Regions from separate parts of the Homo sapiens genome. Here region 1 is linked to region 2. A link is a loop called in an ENCODE intact Hi-C map of the cell type or tissue named here. Cell type or tissue: dorsolateral prefrontal cortex. All regions are shown on one strand. Links, peaks and the distances in the headings refer to the core of each region. The heading gives the core; the rest is flanking DNA.

Region 1 (2,912 bases), core at 246-2,745, 85 kb after region 2:
CTTCAGAGTCCTCAGGTGACAAGCGTCCTGATGGAGGTCCCTAACAGGTCAGTGTCAGGAGGTCTCCTCTCTGGGTCCATTTCGTTTCTTAAGGGAAGCGTCCTTCAGTCCCGTGCCTGCAGGAGGGCGGGGCCACTGGTGTGTGACTGCCTTCCCATGTTCTGAGAGCAAAGAAAGGTAAGAAAGCTGGAGACCTCACCATTCAATATGAAGACGTTCCCCATATCCCCCCATTTTTAACCCTGCATCTGACCTCTCTTCTGCACTGCGCTGTCTGATGGCCCCTAGTCCAGAGCAGAAGAGCTGAATTTCTCACCAGATAACTCTCCAGCCTCCTGAGGGAAGAGGGTGGCAGTTGCCTGGGTGAATGGGCAACTTCATCCAGACCTTTATCAACCCCTTGGTTTTTGGCTTCACTGAGCATGGCACCTGGTGCCTTTGAGACCTGACAGGTTCTAGGGGATAAGGAAGCTCCTTCTCACTTGTGTCCCCTCTGCTGACATTCAAGATGGACATTTTTGGCCTGTTCTGTCCATTACTACTTCTTCAGCGTCTCTCTATCTTTCAGGGTTGTCCTACAGTCTCTCTTCTACAGCTATGTTGGCCCTTGTGGGTTTACCTTTGTATTTCCTTTATTGTCATCCTGGTGAGCTTTTGAAGGGATAGGAAACAAACCCACGTGGCCCCTCCGCATGTAAGAGGCCTTCTTTGTTTTTGAATCTGATTCGAGTTCTCCACATTGGCTTTCCTCCACCAATTAGCCCCACTTGCCTGCCTACATCTTTCCCATTCACTCAGAAGGCTTCATCTGCAGCCAGCGCCATTCTCAATCCCAGCTGCCTTCTGAAAGCTCACGTTGCTTTTCTTCCCTCAGTATCCCTCCCATTTAATTCAACCTCAAATCCCACTATCTCCATGGAGTACTCAATGACTGGTTCAGCCTATAATAAACTTTTTGTTCTCCAATTCTTTTAGCACCTATAGTTTGCACATGTACTCTAACTCTATTTATTGATTTACTTATTCCTGGATTCATTCCTTTACTTATTAGTTGGGAACTTGTCTCCAGAGCCTTTTGCTTTGTTAGGTTACATAAAATGCAGTCATATAGAGCATATTAGAATCATGTGGGAAAGAAAAGGAAAGGGCCAAGGTAAACTGGGGCCAAAAAAGGAGCCGATACAAGAGCACATGCTGTCACATACTCAGTCCTACATGCTCAATGGGTGCATCAAAAAATCAGCTTCAGGCCATTGCGGTGGCTCACGCTTGTAATCCCAGCACTTTGGAGGCCAAGGCAGGTGGATCACCTGATGTCAGGAGTTTGAGACCAGCCTGGCCAACATGGTGAAACACCATCTGTACTAAAAATACAAAAATTAGCCAGGTGTGGTGGTGCATGCCTGTAATCCCAGCTCCTCGGGAGGCTGAGGCAGGAGAATCACTTGAACCCAGGAGGCGGAGGTTGCGGTGAGCCAAGATCACGCCATTGCACTCCAGCCTGGGTGACAAAGTGAGACTCCATCTCAAAAAAAATCAGCTTCCATTATCCAGCCTCTGCTAGTGCTCAACAGGATGGCTGCTGACACGTTGGGCTTTTTCACGAGGGGATCCCATGTCCTGAAAGGCACATATCCTCAACTCCACCCTCACAGACACTGGGGGTCCGGCAGTGGACGCCACAGGACTGTCGTGAAAGGTCACTGAGCTTTCCCGGCTAATATGGTGGGAGAAAATTGCCACACTCTTTCGTCAGAGAATATTGAATACCCTTGTCAGAAACAAGATGCTGGACCTCTGGGCTAACACAGGGTGGCATTTCGCCTGTGACCCCAGCAGTGTCTCCTGGGCAGTGCATAAGACTTGAGTAGTGTTACAGGCCCAGCTTTTCACTTTTATGTGAATCTCTGGTTTTCTCTGAATTTTGGTTTCCTTCCTTGTAAGATGAAGATATACTTACCCTGCCCGCTACTCAGCACTAATATGAGAATCAACTGAGTTAATATCCAAATACTATATAAATCAAATTTAAAATGCTATACATCTATCTTCTTATTGTCTATGCTTTTTCCTGAAATCTAAATTACCCTTTTGAGAAACTATACTGTCAAACCTCATATGGTTTGAAGATGCTAAAGGAGACATACCCATGACACACTACGGGGCCTTAAAACATATGGGGCTAAGCTGCCTCCGGAAATAGAAAGCCATGTCCCAACATTGAATACACTGAACTTGGAACAGAGAATCTAACACAGCAGATCTTTTTTTTTTTTTTTTTTTTTCGGAGACAGGGTCTCACTCTGTGGCCCAGGCTGGAGTGCAGTGACACCATCGTAGCTCACTGCAGCTTTCGTCTCTTGGGCTCAACAGATCCTCCTGCCTCAGCCTTCTGAGGAGCTGGAACTACAGGCATGCACTGTCAAGCCCAACTAATTTCCTAAATTTTCTTGTAGAGATGGGGTTTCTTCACGTTGCCCAAGCTAGTCTCAAACATTAGGGCTCAAGTGAGCCTCCTGCCTGGGTTTCCCAAAGTGCTGGGATTAGAGGTGTGAGCCACTGCACCCGGCCCAGCAGATCTTTAATATATGCAGACATGAAGCCAGGCTAGATGGAGACTGTGTCAGGCTGCATCTCACAAAGCCCTTTCGCATTCTCTATCACATTAAATGCCTACAACAATGCAGTGAGGTAAGCATGACTACTCTCAGTTTAAAGAGAAGTGAGATGAATTTTTCAAAAATCAATCAGTTAAGTGGGAAGACATTTCTCAGTCCTAAATCTTGCTCAGCATCCACACAATCTAAAGAATTTGTCTAACCATGGACGATGATAAGAGTGAGCACATACACGCTCTAAATCAGGGGTCCCCAAACCCCAGGGCGAAGACGGGTACCAGTCCATGGCCTGTT
Region 2 (2,912 bases), core at 254-2,753:
CCAAGGGTGGTGGCATGTGCCTATAGTTCTAGCCGCTTGGGAGGCTAAGGTGGAAGGATCACTTGAGCCTAGGAGTTGGGGGCTGCAGTGAGCTATGATTGTGCCACTGTACTCCAGCCTGGGTGACAGTTGAGACCCTGTCTCTTTAAAAAAAATGCTGTTATTAAGCTTCCTAGGAAGGGAGACAACTTGTAGCCGCTTATTGAAAAGACCCCAGAGGGCTATGGCTTCACATTCGTGGATAGGATTTGAGGATCCAAACACCTGATAAGTCTCTGTCCCTCCTTTTCTCACGAGAGCCTGACAGATGACCCATGTGATTTCAATTTGTTCTTACACAAGCAAGGAGCAAATACTACACTTTTTTTCTCTTAAAAGCAACCTGTAAAACAAAGGTGCTGGGAGGACGCAACTGAAAAGAATGTTTGCACCCGGCTGTCAGGGGTTGTGTTTCTCGGCAGGCAGCCCTGTTTTCTGTTGCAAGCGCTATTGGTTCTATGCATCAGCAGAATCCATTTCAGGGTGCAGACTCCTGGCAAATCCTCGTGGCATTTGGGGCTTTCTGCCATTGGGAGTGACTGTGTGTATAGGAGTCCCTCCTCCCCAACGTGTGACTGAGCGCCAAAGCCCGCCATGGGTGCATTTGCAACTTCTCAAAGGAAGTAAAGACAGCCCTTAAAAGGAACCAGTGCTTGTTCTTGGGATGTTTACAGTGAAGTAACCCCTATGTCATTTTCCCTCGCAGGGAGGTCTTTCCTTGATTGCTAATAGTCTGTGTACTTTAGCCATGTGTGGCGCAGCCCATGGCCGCGGCCCGAGCAGCCAGGCCCCCTCCGCCCCGCAGCTTTCTTTCAACTGCACAGAACACAGCGAGGCTGTGCCGGCCTGGCCCACCCAGGGAGCCGCCACAGAGTTCTCATGCAGGGGACCTCCCGGCAGTCTCCCCTCTCCCTGACCAGCCAAGGCCCGCCGTTCCCCTCGGAAATGGCTCAGCGGCCCTCCTGACCTCCTGCTCAGGACACCTTCTTGCACCTTCCACCCCAGGTCTGCGGCATGGCCACTGTACAAATCCTTCCCAAGCCTCTTCTAAGCAAGTGGTTCTCTCTTGAAGAGCTCAGGGGAGGCCCAGGGAAGATAGTGGGCAAAGGGGTGGTCACCAGAGAGAGTGGTCTTTAACCTCGCCGCCCCACCAAATGGCACTGGCCCCTCCAAGAAAGGTGCCCTGGGGAGCTGAAGATCTCTTGGAGGGATTGGAAAACACCCTGGAGGCCTGTGTGGCAGCCTGGAGCTGAGGGACAAAGTTGGGAAGGAGGGGCGGGCAGGCATGGGCCAAGCAAGCTGGTCTGGCTCTAAGGACTATGGGGGATGAGATTTACATTTCACTCAGGAAATGGAAAGTGGGTGAAGGAGGAGCAAGAATGGGAGCAGGAAGTCTCTGGAGGACCTCCAGGAAGAGAATAGGCACACGGATGAGGGTGTTGGTCCTGCCATGTTCCAGGAGCTGGTCTGATCGCTGCCCTCTTGGCGCTTACATTCTAGAGGGGCTGAAAAACCATAAATCAATAAAGAATACAGAAAAATTTCAAGTTGCAATAAGTTCTGTGTATAAAAACTAGTCAGAGTGAGGGGTAAGGTGAAGGCAAATGCTCCTTCTGTGGCCAAGTCTCAGCAGCATAAGTCAGTGCTTCCCAAAGTGGCCTGGTGATAAGGTCTATGGAAACTCAGATTCTGGGGCTCTGACTCACCAAATCAGCAGGTGCCTGAGGGGACCGGGCAGTGTGGACACTTATCAAGTGTCCCAGGTGAGTCTTGTCATCAGATAAGTTTGGGAAACAGAGACACGAGGACCATGCTCAGATAGATCTGAGCTTTAACGTAGCTCCTCCTCACTCTCCTAAGCCTCGCCTTCCTCACCTGTGAAATGGGAATCCTAACAGCGCTAGCCTCAAAGGGTTGTCAATGAAGATTAAGGATAAGAGGTAGATAAGCCATTTTGCAGAGTGCCTAGCCCACAATAGGGGTGGTAAAATTTGGAGAAAGGGTTCTCTACAGCATGACTGGTAATACTTGATTACATTTCATCAAGTTGATGAGTCTACACTAAAGACCACTACATATGTTTCACACCTTGGAGTCAAAGTCTCTCTTTCCCTTGCTCCCCAAGCTAAATCAAGTGACACTGATCCCACATCTAAATAGTTCTTCATCACATGGCTCATACTCCAGCCTAAGCCATCTTCATCCCACCCTACCCTCCCTGGCCACCTCCAAGCCATCCATTCTCTAAACCATAGCCCTGCTGTTGTTTCTCGTTGGATTGGATTACTCTCTCCCTTAGTTTAACAGCTTTCCCATTGCCAACATCATCCTCATGGCTCACCAAAGCTCACCTTGATCTGTCTCCAGCTTCACCACGAAAATCCTATCCCGGGAGTTCTCAGTTGCGACTTAAACATGACTTATTTGGGAAGCCTTTGATCCCCCTCGGATATGTTCCCATTGCAACCTTCTGTAAAACCCATCAGACTTGCAATGAATTTTCTATTGTCTGGCTTCTCCATGAAATGGGAAGCTCCATGAAAGCTAGGGTAGGTCCTGTCCTCTTAGAGACATGGTGGTGTATTGGGATTAAATTAGATAATAAGGGAGGCCTAGCATGGTAGGTAAATCATTAAGGTTGCGGTAATGCAGAGATGCAGACTCAAGTCGAGCTGTTAATTACCAGACTTCCATATGCATGGTCAGTGCTAAGAGATATCTATTTTTTTTAATTTGTTCAGGGAGAAGTGATGGTAATTGATGCATGGTGATTGATCTATAATGTCAGGCTACATCTACAGCCACATCTACAGAGACAGCGATAGAGCCAACCTGTACCCTTCACGCTTGGGTGTCAGGTGTCCTGGGTGGAG

Evidence for each region. Hi-C counts contacts between places; a loop is a spot of excess contacts. Peaks named below come from ENCODE experiments on the same cell type or tissue, not always from the same donor. Only the 100,000 strongest peaks of a DNase experiment are listed, where the experiment ranks them.
Region 1: a loop joins it to region 2, with 3 times the contacts of the local background. A loop is called at or near these places in 8 of 110 quality-filtered maps.

What each region holds. Positions count from the first base shown.
Region 1 is chr9:96,210,770-96,213,681 of GRCh38, forward strand. No RefSeq gene overlaps it. Among named protein-coding and RNA genes, the nearest start is that of HSD17B3-AS1, 34 kb to the right of the region's middle. In dorsolateral prefrontal cortex, for the core only: no CTCF peak of the experiment used is centred there; no DNase peak of the experiment used is centred there.
Region 2 is chr9:96,125,898-96,128,809 of GRCh38, forward strand. No RefSeq gene overlaps it. Among named protein-coding and RNA genes, the nearest start is that of LINC00092, 110 kb to the left of the region's middle. RefSeq lists enhancers at 886-1,416, 2,801-2,912. In dorsolateral prefrontal cortex, for the core only: no CTCF peak of the experiment used is centred there; no DNase peak of the experiment used is centred there.